Linked DNA regions of Homo sapiens: all the other regions are linked to region 2. The links are chromatin contacts, found by Hi-C in ENCODE. All regions are on one chromosome and are shown on one strand. The core of a region is the stretch at or near the end of the contact, and the rest is flanking DNA. Distances in the headings are between cores, read along the strand shown.

Region 1 (4,556 bases), core at 1,540-4,039, 2.1 Mb before region 2:
GCAGCCAAAAGAAGCATCATTATTGATCCCTGAAAAATTTACTCCAGTTTAAAAATCCTTATTAGAAGACCAGTATGCCAGTAAAACATAAAGTTATATATATATATATATATATATAGGAGCAGCTATCATATACGAGGAACATAATATTGAAATGATGCATGAGGACTGTAAATAGGATTAGGCTTCTAGCTGAGTATTCTTACCTATTTGATTTAATATCAATTTTTCTTTTATCCTTTAGGGAGAGTTCTATTTGGGAGCTTGTGGGCAATAGTAATTATCAGCAAGAGGCTGAATTGGAATAAGAGGAGGTCCCACTGTGATATGTTACAAAGTAAATCTCATGAATAATTTTTTTTTTTTTTTTTGAGAAAATCTTGCTCTGTCACCCAGGCTGGAGTACAGTGGCATAATCTCGGCTCACTGCAACCTCTGCCTCCCAGGCTTAAGCGATTTTCCTGCCTCAGCCTCCTGAGTAGTTGGGATTACAGGCACCTGCCACTGTGCCTGGCTAATTTTTGTATTTTTAATAGAGATGGGGTTTCACCATGTTAGGGTGGTCTCGAACTCCTGACCTTAAGTGATCTGCCCGCCTTGGCCTTCCAAAATGCTGGGATTACAAGCGTGAGCCATCGCGTCTGGCCAAGAATTTTTAATTGCAATAAATGATGAGACATGACAAGTTCTATGGTGGCCATAAATAAATGCATGTAGCAAGGAAAATGAGGTTACATAATGTATACATTATTATACCTTGATTTTCCTTATGTACATTGTTATTGATAGTACACAGATTTGACATGAGGTTTAATTAGTATTTATAATGTATTTAAGAATATCCTACTAAAGCATATGGTGTTTAGACACAGTATTATTAAACATAATATTTTTTACATTTATATGTCACTTTTCATTTGAGGCTTTCAATTCAATAATTAATTGTTTCCTTAATGTATGATTTCCACTTCATTTCAGGGGAAATTGAGGAACAGGCAAATTTTCACATGACAGAATATAATAAAGTTTCCCTTTACAATACCCCAATCATTTTGCAACATTTTTTAAATGAAAAATTTTAAACATACAGAAACGTTTAAAGAATCTAACATTTGCATATGTACTCTTTCATTATGGGTAACACATTTAATTGTATTTTGTTCAGGGCTAGAGCACTGGAGGTTATACTTATTAAATCAATCGGACTGGCCGGATGCGGTGGCTCATGCCTGTAATACCAACACTTTGGGAGACTGAGGTGGGTGGAACACTTGAGCCCAGGAGCTCAAGACTAGCCTGAGCAACATGGCAAAACCCTGTCTCTACAAAAAATACAAAAGTTAGCCAGGCATAGTGACACAGGCCTGTAGTCCCAGCTACTTGGGGGGCTGAGGTGGGAGGATCGCTTCAGCCTGGGAGGTTGAGGCTACAGTGATCCACGACCATGCCACTGCCCTCCAGCCTGGGTGACAGAGCGAGACCCTGTCTCAAACAAAACAAAACAAAACAAAACAATCGGACAGATACATGTTTTATAACCCAGTCTTGGTGAATATAAAAATGTTCTATTTGCTACCTTAGGAATTTAGTATGATTTAGTATGCTTGATAGTATCTTTCTCTAGCTTTGAAAAAAAAAATCATGGGACAGGTACAGTGGCTCAGGGCTGTAATACCAACACTTTGGGAGGCTGAGGCAGGAGGATCGCTTGTGTCTAAGAGTTCCAGACCAGCCTGGGCAACATGGTGAGACCTTGTCTCTACAAAAAAATAAAAAAATAGTGGGTGTGGTGGTGGGCACCTGTAGTCCTAGCTACTGGGGAGACTGAGGTGGGAGGATCGCTTGAGCCCAGGAGGTTGAGTCTGCAGTGAGCCGTGATTGCGCCATTGCACTCAGCCTGGGTGACAGAGTGAGACTCTGTCTCAAAAGAAAAGAAATAAAAATCATGGAAGACATCTATTCTGTCTTGTAAAAATTTAAGGTATATGAAAAGAGTAGAGGAGGAGGAGGAGGGAGAAGGAAGAGAAATTATTTATTGGGATCCAATATGTGCCAAAGATAGTATTAGGCATCCTTGCATGTATTATTTCATTTGATCCACATGACTACCCTGTGAGATGTTATTCCCATTTTACACATAAGAAAACTGGCTAAGAGAAGTCAAGTAATTTGTCTGCGGCTGTGAATTCAATTTAAATTCACAGCTTAAACTCTTTTCACTACATCTGAATGCATCATTTTCAAGATCTTTTCTGGGCCTGGAGTAAGTTGACAGTATTTATGTAAAACATGTAATACTGTATCTGTATGTATGCTCCTCTTCCCCACGCTCATTCACATTTACCGTGATTAATACACATGTTAATAAAACCCTAGACTTAGAACTAGGATATAGAATCCAGTCGTTTAGGTACTTAATGTTTAGTTCTCTCCTCCAGAAAACAGGAATAATTACCGCCTTTTTTCCACTCCAAAGAATTGATGTGATAATTAGGGAGATAAGATTAGTTACTAGTCATAACAAGAATAAACTACAACTCCCAAAATGCCCAGAGGAAGAGGCTGACGCCAGTCCAGGAGACAGTTCCAGCTTTAGGGCAAAGGTGACCCCACTGGGTCCCGTGGCGAAAGAGAGAGCCGCCGGTCCTCGCCTTTTTTCTGATGCATCCAGGGATTTGTAGTTCCCTTACGGCCACCAAGTGCACTTAGGGCAGGCCTCTTACTACGAGTCCCGTGATGACCCGAGGCCGGGCAGCGCCTGCGTATTGAAGCCGAGGGAGCGTGCGGGCGGTACTACTGGCGGGAGGAGTAAAGATGGCGGCGCGAGGGTCTCCGCCCTCTGCTCCGGGCTGAAGCGCTCTGAGAGAGGCGGCAGCGGCAACTCGAGCCCCAACAGTAATTTAGTGTTGGTAGTTTTGGCAGCAGCTGCCGAGGCCGGAGCAATGGCGGAACTGGAGCACCTAGGAGGGAAGCGGGCAGAGTCGGCGCGAATGCGGCGGGCAGAGCAGCTTCGGCGCTGGCGGGGCTCGCTGACAGAGCAGGAGCCTGCGGAGCGACGAGGCGCGGGGCGGCAGCCGCTGACCAGGCGCGGGAGCCCCAGGGTCCGCTTCGAGGACGGTGCTGTCTTTCTGGCCGCCTGCTCTAGCGGGGACACCGACGAGGTGAGAAAGCTTCTGGCAAGAGGTGCTGATATCAACACGGTCAACGTGGACGGCTTGACAGCCCTGCACCAGGTAACTCCTTTCTTGGTCTTAGAGGCGTCCAGTCTCCTACAGATGAGCCTTTGACCCTGCGAGCCACCCCATGGGGAGTATCAGTGTTGCCGCCGACTCCTTCTGCATGGACACTGCCCTTTTGGGCTAATCGGTTTCATTCTTGGCCAGCTTCCTCCACTAATCAAGTCTTTTTCTGACCCCAGGGTCTTAGGAATAGCGTCACCCCGCTGCTTGGTCAGTGTTTGTATTTCCCTCCACCTACTTGTGTTGTCATGGTTACTGGTGATTTTTGTCCCTGGTCTTATCCCTGTAGATTAGTTATCTTCACTTATGTCTGGTTGGCGTGCCTGCACACCGCGTCACTCATAGGCACAGTGTCATTTGTTTGATGCCCTTTCAGAAAATTCAGTTGTTGTGTGTCCCCGTTATAGAATATCTTATATCACTTAAAGAGTAAAGCCCTTTACTGGGTAAAGACAAGCAGGTCTGAAACCACACCTCTTGTTTTGTTGATTTGTAGTACTTCAAAACAGTTTGTGTTGCCTCTAGGCTACAGCTCCTAGAACACGCTGGACCTCGTTGTTTTAGGTATCTTAACTTCCTTCTCAGCAGTGCTACCTCCCTGAGAGCTTCCTATGGAGAACTAAGTTACTGAATTACCTCTGTTTGATACTTATGGAATAGCTTTTCTATTTTTCTATTTTTTTTTCTAAAGTGCTCTATAGAAATCCCATGCCCCATGTATAGCTATACTATATGGATTGTGGATAATCTGTGCTTGGTAACGACACCTTTACTTCTGTCACCTAATGCAGCAATATTCTCTGTCTACTGACTGCCATGACTAACTACCCCTCTCTCCTCAAATGGAACTTCATCAGTTATTTTGGTGAGCTGAGAGCCGGACACCCACTCTTAATCTTTTGTATTTTTCTTCTTCTGCCGTCTGTGCAAAGTGAATGTATTGGCATGAGAATCTACTTCTAAATAATAACTCAACTTTATATCAGACCACTTCCCTAAATATATTTAGCCAATAGCTTAAAAAGTTACTTCTCACTATGTTTGCAACCCTTCTATTTCAGGTAGAAGAAACTCTTTCACCCTATTTTGTACCCATTTTTTTTTCCTGCTGATAATATTTCCCCACCTGAGGTAGTAACCAATATTTGTAGAGTGCTTTGCTGTTTGATTTCATATGTCTTACCCCATGTGAGTTTCAGCAGTGATCCTTTGAAGTAGGTGTGGCAGGTAGTGTTGTTATTCTCATTTTACAGATGAGGAAACTGAAGCTCAGGAAAATTATTTGTGCAAAGTTAGAAAGTAAAGAAGTGGCCCATA
Region 2 (4,281 bases), core at 399-2,898:
TGGGAAGGTCACCTTCTAGGTATGAGTAATCAACTACACTTATTCGGCCCTCTCCAGGCTCCTTTTCCATAGGTATCTCACTAGATGGACAGCCCTCAGAAGGGCTCTCTTCTTCCAAAGCAAGTGGAACCTCTGTAGTTAATAATTCTATTTTTTCTTCAGTGGATTCCTGGGTGTTTCCAGGAATGTCTCCAGCAGCAGGAACAAACTGTGTTGGGTTATCTCTGCAGTGTTTTGGATCCATCCGGAGAAGGCTGTGTTCCTCCTCCAGGCTGTGGTAGCCATTATCCTGGTCAGGGGTGGGTAAATCTTGCCCCTTGCTAGCCTGTTGAAGGAATTCCAGCCGTTTCATGCGAAGATGGTGAATTTCTGGTAGGCCTTCCGTAGAAAGAGGTGGACATCCCTGCCACGAGGCCGGAATGAGTTCTGCACTCAGCGGCTGGGGATGACAATGGTCCTCTCTCAGGCAGCTGCTCTCTGGGGTTAGTGTCTGGAAGCCGACTACCTCGCTATTTCCATCACTGTTCTGATAGCTGACTTCTAGCCTAGGAAAGCAGTCCAGGTAGGAAGGGTTCAGCAAATAGGATACCACACTGAAATTGTCTATGCGTTGAATGTTTAGAGGCCCAGAGGGCGAAGAGCCAAGTTCCCGGTTAGAGTACAGACGGGATTGAAGGCTACTGGGCAACAGCTCCACTCCCCACAGCTGCTGCTCTAAGAGAAAAGCCTGTGCTGCAGGGTCCAAAGCACTTCCCTTGGCCTTAAGCTCCAATTTTAGGTCTGGGGGCGAGTATTGCCAGTGGATCCCCTCCTCTAGCCAATCAAGGGGACTGGTGACCGAGGGGTCTGAGGAGTCGAGCTGCAGCGAACTCAAAGATTTCTGCGCTGTGGGGGCGGCTGGTTTCTCCCGTCCCTTCAGGGCTCTCAGGGCGCTGTAGACTCCAGCAAAATCTAGCCATCTGGTCGGAAACATTCCACCGAAAAGTTGGCTCCAAATTAGCACCTTCTGAAGCAATCCGGGGAGCGGCGCAAGGAGCTGGGAGAGCAGTTTCGTCCAGTAACTGACCCGAGTCTCGGGCTGGGCAGAGGAAAGCAGTGTGGGGTTCCCGGAGTTTTCCGGGCCAAGAGGCGTCGGGAACTTAGAAGAGCCTGCTTGCGATCGCCGAGGGAAAAAGGGTGGCCAGAACCGGAAGCCCGCCCGAGGGCCAAGCCGTTTCCGCGATCCGCCTGTCCCCGGCTCCATCTCCTTTTTCTTGACAGTCTCTCAGGTAGGGCCGCGGCGCTCAGCGGCTGGAGGTCGACGGGATTCGGAGGAAGCCTACAGAGTCTCGGCCTTGCCCAGCGGTGGCGTCGCTGCTCCAGGCCGATCTTCGAGCCAGCAGAAAAGCCACAGAGGGCAGCGAATGCGGCAGCGGGCGGCAGAACACAGGGAAGAACAGCCCGCGCAATAGGCGGCGACTGATGCGACTTCCATCCTGGCGGGGAAGGAGGTTCCCTAGTCGGCTCGACGCTTCAACACCATGGATAGGAGTCCCCCCACGGCCTCGGCGATGGTTTTCCGACTGACAGAGGGTTGAAAAGCCCCTGAGCAACGCGATACCGGAAGGACTGGGTAGGCCGGCTGGTGCGGTGGAAGCGAAGCCCAAAATGGCCGCAGGGCCCGCGCGCCGGCAGGACACCCCCCTAGACGCCGGAAGAGACGCAGGACTGTTGGGCGTCTACGTCCCTAGCGCCGCGCCGCCCAACGTCACTCGCAAAATCCCCGGGGGGCGGGCCTTTCCGCCCACTTCCGTGTGGCCGCCGATTGGTTTTGCCAGATTTCCCTGTCGGCTTCCTTACTCGAGGTAGAGCCGCACGGCAGCGTGAGGTTGCATCAGCCGGGGCGGGGGGGGGGGGGGGGGGGGGGGGGGGAATGCACGCATGCGCAGTCGTTTCTGTGTGGTCTCCTAGGAGACCGCCCCAACAGCCCTCTAGGTTAAAGGTCTTGGGGAGGGGAGGGGTTTTCAAAATAACCCGAGAATTTCCCGGAGGCGTTTTGATGGCCTAATACACACTGACGTGTGTACAGTCATCCCCTCTCATGAAATGGGGATTAGTTCCAGGACCCCGTAGACACCAGAATCCGCAGACGGTCAAGTCCCTTATGTAAAATGGTATAGTGTTTGCATATAACCTGCATACACCTTCCCAGATATTTAAACCATCCCCTAGATTAAGTATAATACCTAATACAATGCAAGTGCTATGGAACTAGTTGTTATACTGTATTTATTTGTATTATGTTTTATTATCTTTATTTTTCCCGAATATTTTCAATCCATGGAAGGTTGAATGCCCCGCGGGCCAACTGTAGGGTTATCGTAGTCTTAGATTTTTATTATTTATTTATTTGAGACAGGGTCTAGCTCTGTCGCCCAGGCTGGAGTGCAGTAGTGCGATCTCGGCTCACTGCAGCCTCAACCTCCTGGGCTCCAGTGAGCCTCCCACCTCAGCCTCCCGAGGAGCTGGGACTACAGGCTCGCACCACCACGCCCAGCTAAATTTTTTTTTTTTTTGAGACGGATTCCCACTCTGTCGCCAGGCTGGAGTGCAGTGGCGCAATCTCGGCTCACTGCAACCTCCGCCTCCCGGGTTCAAGCGATTCTCCTGCCCCAGCCTCCCTAGTAGCTGGTACTACAGGCGTGTGCCACCACGCCCAGTTAATTTTTTGTATTTTTAGTAGAGACAGGGTTTCACCATGTTGGCTAGGATGGTCTCGATCTCCTGACCTTGTGATCCGCCCGCCTCAGCCTCCCAAAGTGCTGGGATTACAGGCGTGAGCCACCGTGCTCGGCCAATTTTTGCATATTTTTATAGAGACAGGGTTTCGTCGTGTTGCCCAGGTTGGTTTCAAACTCAGCTCAAGTGATCTGCCCGCCTCGGCCTCCTAAAGTGCTGGGGTTACAGGCGTGAGCCACTGCGCCCAGCCTGACAGATATTTCAGGGTTCTCCTATTGTTCAGTACTATGTAGACCATCAACCTGAGATCTTATGTAAAAGTTGGGCAGTGCTGCGTACATACATGTCTGGTGTGGGGCAAACTAAACTCACAGAGAAGCAGCTCAGTCCCCAGAACTATTTACTCTCTTTTATGCTTCCAAGCAGGCAACATATTCAATTCATATTTATTAATACTTCCTTAGCAACCAGAACCACAGAATACAACAGCCAAAAAGGAAACATGGACCACTATCCTTTGAAAAAAAAAATGGCTGGTAATTTTAATTGCTGTATTTGATTATCTCTTGTGAGTTTGGTCTTAGTTCATTTCTTTATTTCTGCTAAAACTCTGTAATAGATACCCCTGAAGTCAAGTACCAATTACAGAGGGAGGGTGGCAGTTATGAGCACTAGGGACAGCAGAAAAATCTTTAGGGAGCTGGGAGGAGACCAGCAGCTCCTCCTGCCTTACTGGGCCTGTTCAAGGAACAACCACTTCTTTTTTTCTTTTTTGAGACGAGTCTCGCTCTGTTGCCCAGGATATAGTGCAGTGGTGTGATCTCTGCTCACTGCAACCTCCGCCTTCCTGGGTTCAAACTATTATCCTGCCTCAGCCTCCCTAGTAGCTAGGACTACAGGCACATGCCACCACGCCCGGCTAATTTTTGTATTTTTAGTAGAGACGGAGTTTCACCATGTTAGCCAGGATGGTCTCAATTTCCTGACCTTGTGATCTGCCCGCCTCAGCCTCCCAAAGTGCTGGGATTACAGGCGTGAGCCACCACGTTCGGCACAACCACTTCTTTCTAGGAAGCCAAGAGGACCTCAGTTTCTGTTGTTTATCCTGTATTATTATCCATACCTCTGGAAAATCTCAATCCTATGAACTTCAGAAAAATGTATTAATAATAGAGGTCAGTTTCATAATACAGATCCAAGTAGGCAAATTTGTTACCAGAAGCCTGTTTCTTGTAAAGTGAGGCTAGTAATTCCTCTTTCAATGGATTGGTAAGAAAACTAAGTTTTCTCAGTGCCTAGCCTAGACAGAGTAGGAGCACAAAGATTAGCTAATATTCTTGTGTGGTTCTGCTTTACAGTCTTCAGTTGTTTCCTCATTGCCTGCAGAATAAAGGCTCTATGCAGCCTGCCCTCCCACTGTACTCTTCCAGCCTCCTCTGTCACTTGTCTTCATGCATGTTATATTCTAGGAACATTGGACTTACCTGTACTCCTTGCTTCCTGCCTTTACTCATGCTGTTTCTCAGCCAAGAAAAGCTTCACCTTTCCTGTTACATACCTACT
Region 3 (4,860 bases), core at 1,947-4,446, 2.5 Mb before region 2:
TAAACTCCTTTAGGATAGGGACTGTTGGAATTAAATGAGCTGGGGAACCACAACCTAGAAACTGGACTTCAGCTTTGTAAACTCCGAAACTCATTATCACTGTGATGGTTAATTTGATGTGTCAACTTGAGTAGGCCATAGGGTGCCCAGATTAAATGTTGTTCTGGGTGTGTCCATGAGGATGTTTCCAGATGAGAATAGCATTTGAATTGGTAGACTCGGCAAAGTAGATTGCCCTCCTCAGTGTGGCTGGGCATTGAAAAGGCCGAAGAAAGAATTTGCCCCTCTTTTCCTGCCTCACTATTGAGCTGGGATATCTCATTTCACCTTCTCCTGCCCTCAAACTGGGATTTACATCATCAGCACCCCTGGCTCTCAGGCCTTTGGACTTGGACCAAACTGCATCACTGACTTTCCTCCATCTCCAGCTTGCAGACACAGATTATTGGACTTCTCAACCTCCATAATCATGTGAGCCAACTACTCATAATAAATAAATAAATAGGCTGGGTGTGGTGGCTCATGCCTGTAATCCCAGCACTTTGGGAGGCCCAGGTGGGCAGATCACGAGGTCAGGAGTTTGAGACCAGCCTGGCCAATATGGTGAAACCCCCATCTCTACTAAAAATACAAAAATTAGCCAGGTGTGGTGGCGCACACCTGTAGTCCCAGCTACTCGGGAGGCTGAGGCAGAAGAATCACTTGAACCTGGGAGGCAGAGGTTGCAGTGAGCCGAGATCACGTCACTGCACTCCAGCCTGGGCAACAGAGTGAGACTCCATCTCAAAAATAAATAAATAAATATTAATTTTATGTATATATATATATATATATATAGAGAGAGAGAGAGAGAGAGAGAAACAGAAACAGAAGGATATATATATATTTGCACACAATAAGATATATATATGTGTGTGTATATATATATCCTCTTGGTTCTGTTTCTCTGGAGAACCCTGACTATTCCTGGTGATTTAGTCAAAATAACTGATCTCACAAGAGGCAGATACATAAGCCAGTATTAACTACCAAGTGGAGAAGAATAGTTATAAACACAGGCCAGGGTATTCTCTTCTATATCGAAATCTATTCAGAAGCCAAATAAGAAGAAGAAGATTGCATAATAAATATGGAATAAGAACAAAGGGAGGTAGCTAGAGCTAGAGCTAAGGGATATTTTATCTGGGTCCTGGTGAGAGTGCAAATCTCTAGTTACTAAAATATTTATACCCACCAGGTCTTCGGTGCTGACTAAATGTCAGATTCCTGCCCTCTGAATTCCTCCATGTCCCCTCTCCCACATTCTCTCTTTGGCCTGTACAATTAAATAGAGTTAACTATTCTTAATTACAGTCACATTCTGAACACGTCTTCTCCACCTTACACACCCAAATCAGATAACTAGTATGAACCATTCTCACGTGCAAGACACATTTATTGATAATCTTTAGTTCCATGGAGGGTTCGATTCATCTGCTTACTTTATTTCCAAGCTTTTGGAGAGACCCTCACTCCTCTTTGCAGTCTTCCTTTATTTATTTATTTATTTGAGGTGGAGTCTCGCTCTGTCACCCAGGCACAATCTTAGCTCACTGCAACTTCCACCTCCCACGTTCAAGCCATTCTCCTGCCTCAGCCTCCTGACTAGCTGGGATTACAGGCAACACGCCAGGCTAAATTTTGTATTTTTAGTAGAGACGGGGTTTCACCATGTTGGTCAGGCTGGTCTCGAACTCCTGACCTCGTGATCCGCCCGCCTCGGCCTCCCAAAGTGCTGGGATTACAGGCGTGTGCCACTGCGCCCGGCCTCTTCCATTATTTATGACATTGACTTTTCCGTAAAATAAATATATACATATTTTTAAAGTTAATTACAAACGTACAGAATGGAGAGGAGCACTTTAACAGCCATCACATGATTGGGATTTTGTTGACAGTAAACTAAAAGCTCCATGGGTCCCAACCTTTTTTTTTTTTTTTTTTTGACAGTGTCTCACTCTGTCACTAGAGTGCAGTGGCATGATCACAGCTCCCTGCGGGGTAGATCTCCTGGGCTCAAGCTATCTTCCCGCCTCAGTCTCCCGAACAGTCAGGGCTACAGGCACGTGTCACCACGCCCGGCCTGGTCCCCATAAGTCCCCTCTTCTCCGAGCCAAACATCTTCACACCTTCTGGTGATCATTAGTGGAGAGGCCTGTGAGAGGCTCTGGTGTCAATGTCCCTGAAATCGAGGGCTCCAAATTGGTCATGGCTCTCCAGATGGCCCAAACAGTTCCAGTTCACAAACATTTATTGAGCATCTACTACATTCCAGGCACTGTGGTTATTATAAATCACTGAGACACTGTTTGCCCTAAAGGAGCTACGTGTATTTGGTAACAGCTTCACAGTAAGTGACGAATAAGATAGCATTAATCCACATTTGACAGCAAAAGTACCAAAAAAGAAAGAAAGAAAAAGAAGAGAGAGAAAGGAAAGAAAAGAAAAGAAGAGAAAGAAAGAGGCCGGGTGCGGCGGCTCACGCCTGTAATTCTAGCACTCTGGGAGGCCGAGGTGGGCGGATCACGAGGTCAGGAGTTCGAGTCCAGCCTGATCAACATGGCGAAACCCCGTCTCTACTAAAAAAACATAAAAATTAGCCGGACCTGGTGGCGCCCGCCTGTAGTCCCAGCTACTCAGGAGGCTAAGGCAGGAGAATCGCTTGAACTCGGGAGGCGGAGGTTGCAGTGAGCCGAGATCTCGCCGCTGCACTCCAGCCTGGGCGACAGAGCCAGACTCTGTCTCAAAAAAAAAAAGAAGAAGAAAAGAAAAAGAAAGAAAGAAAAAGGATGGAAGGAGAGAAGAAAAGGAAAGGGGGAAGGGAAGGGGGAAGGGAAGGCGGAAGGGAAGGGAAAGAAAGAAGCGTATTTAGGCAGTATCGCGTTGATTTCAGTCCACGGAACCTCTGGTGACCGGGTAGTGTGACTCCGTCATTGGTAGCCCCCCGCCCACACAGCCGGGACTCGCGGCCTTTGAGGACGTGGGCAGGGCCAGTCTCGCCACGCCGCGGCCAATGCCCCGACCACACGCTGGCCACAGGAGTCCTGGCTCCCATTGGCTGCAGCGGGAAATGGTGAACCAATGCTCATAGACCTTAACGCCCTCCTCTCGGGATCACTTCCGCCTCTGGGGTCAGGCTCCGCCCAGCTTGCCCGGCATCACTCGCGGCATTGGAGTCAAGATGGAGGAGTACGCGCGAGAGCCTTGGTGAGCTTCACCGCTGTCTTTGCATTTCTCTTGCCCCCCTGCCCACTGCCCTCCTTCTCCCTTGTCCAGGCTCCCAAGGTGCAAGCCAGACTCAACCGCAGCCTCGTCGACTTGGGCCTGGTAACTGGGCAATGCGGTCTTTCGCGGCCAGTCGGCTTCTTAGCCCTGTACTTAGTACCTCCCCGGCCGCGTGAGCCTCCCTCTCCCAACCCAGCACCCGTGTGACCTTGTGATGGATGGTAAGGAGGTCCAGACTTGAGTTTGATAGAACCTCGGAACCTCCTCCCAACGCAGGGCGTAATCGACTTTATGCGGGGCCAGTTATAATCCCCCCTGTTCGTCGAGGTGACCTTGGGCGCGTCCCTCCGTCTCGCCTTGCTCAGTTCCTGCGTTGAGGAACTGAAGAATAGGCATTTGAGGGAGTGTCATTCTTGAGGTTTTACTTGTATCATGATATGTGTCCACAGAGTGAAGCATTTTAAATGAATGGAACATAGATTTTAGCCAAGGGGTCTGGATAAGCTTCTTTATTGCGTGGGGCCTTGTTTTCCTTCTTGGAATTCTTTCTTGAGGGTAGAGGGGGACAAAAATTACCTGGGAAATAGGAAGAGGTAATAGCATGTGTTCTCTGAAAAGCCATGGACAGAAATTCATTGTTACATCCAGCGTTTATTGAGTATGAATAAACCAGACACATAGATAATTATAAAACGATGTAATTGCTGTCAGAAGTCTCAGGTTGCCAGAGTTTAAAGTTTCTAGGGTCATAGGTAAAAAATCAAATCTTGATATTTCGGTTAATCATTTGTTTTATTGTGTAAGAGCAACAACCAAGATGTCCTCAATTTGTGAAAGTGCCCAGGACCTTAAATTACTACTCTGGTATCCTAGCCTTGTTGCATGTTTTATGTTCCCCTCTCCCATAAATGGCATACAAAATATAAGTTTTAGGGTCTCCTGGCTCTTCAAACTTATCTTCTTCAAAGCAGTTATCCTCCATTCTGGATTGTGCTCAGATATGTAGGACTCAGCACACTGTAAATAGCTGTTTGATGTACTATAATGACACAGGTTAGCAGAGAGTTAAAATATTTAACTATGTTGAGTTAAAGATCTTAGAAAAATAAGGCCGGGTGTGGTGGCTCACGCCTGTAATCCCAGCACTTTGGAAGGCCGAGGCGGATCACGAGGTCAGGAGTTCAAGACCAGCCTGGCCAGTATGGTGAAACCCCGTCTCTACTAAAAATACAAATATTAGCCGGGCGTGGTGGCACGCGCCTGTAGTCCCAGCTACTTGGGAGGCTGAGGCAGGAGAATCACTTGAACCCAGGAGACGGAGGTTGCAGTGAGCCAAGATTGCGCCATTGCACTCCAGCCTGGGTGACAGAGTGAGACTCCATCTCAAAAAAAAAAAAAAAAACAACTTAGAAAAATAATGGGTTTTCATTTACTAAATCATTAGGTAGCCCCTTTGCTTTCTCTTAGTACGTATGCCCTGAAACAATATAATCAGTTACCTGGTTATCTTTGTAGTCAAAACTGCTTTGATTTTTTGACTGCCCTGTTTGATTACAGCATTTCCTCAAGTCATTTTATAGGCCAAATATTTATTGG

Evidence for each region. Hi-C counts contacts between places; a loop is a spot of excess contacts on that map. Pooled maps may share reads with other maps.
Region 1: a loop to region 2 is called in a map of GM12878, with 9 times the contacts of the local background. The contact joins the promoter of PPP1R12B here to the promoter of PPP1R15B in region 2. A Hi-C loop is called at or near these places in 2 of 168 maps with a recorded cell type or tissue (GM12878 and naive thymus-derived CD4-positive, alpha-beta T cell), 1 of 37 single-sample maps with no recorded cell type and 10 of 50 pooled maps.
Region 3: a loop to region 2 is called in a pooled map, with 15 times the contacts of the local background. The contact joins the promoter of TIMM17A here to the promoter of PPP1R15B in region 2. A Hi-C loop is called at or near these places in 7 of 50 pooled maps.

What each region holds. Positions count from the first base shown.
Region 1 is chr1:202,345,910-202,350,465 of GRCh38, forward strand. It overlaps PPP1R12B (protein phosphatase 1 regulatory subunit 12B), which reads left to right and starts at 2,790. Exons shown (of 24, transcript NM_002481.4): 1 at 2,790-3,233. The coding sequence starts at 2,943. RefSeq lists enhancers at 2,537-3,077, 2,749-3,058.
Region 2 is chr1:204,410,169-204,414,449 of GRCh38, forward strand. PPP1R15B (protein phosphatase 1 regulatory subunit 15B) reads right to left here and starts at 1,649. Exons shown (of 2, transcript NM_032833.5): 1 at 1-1,649. The coding sequence starts at 1,243. RefSeq lists enhancers at 626-1,460, 767-916, 1,177-1,876, 1,887-1,936 and a silencer at 1,395-1,841.
Region 3 is chr1:201,952,307-201,957,166 of GRCh38, forward strand. TIMM17A (translocase of inner mitochondrial membrane 17A) reads left to right here and starts at 3,197. Exons shown (of 6, transcript NM_006335.3): 1 at 3,197-3,246. The coding sequence starts at 3,221. RefSeq lists an enhancer at 3,186-3,475.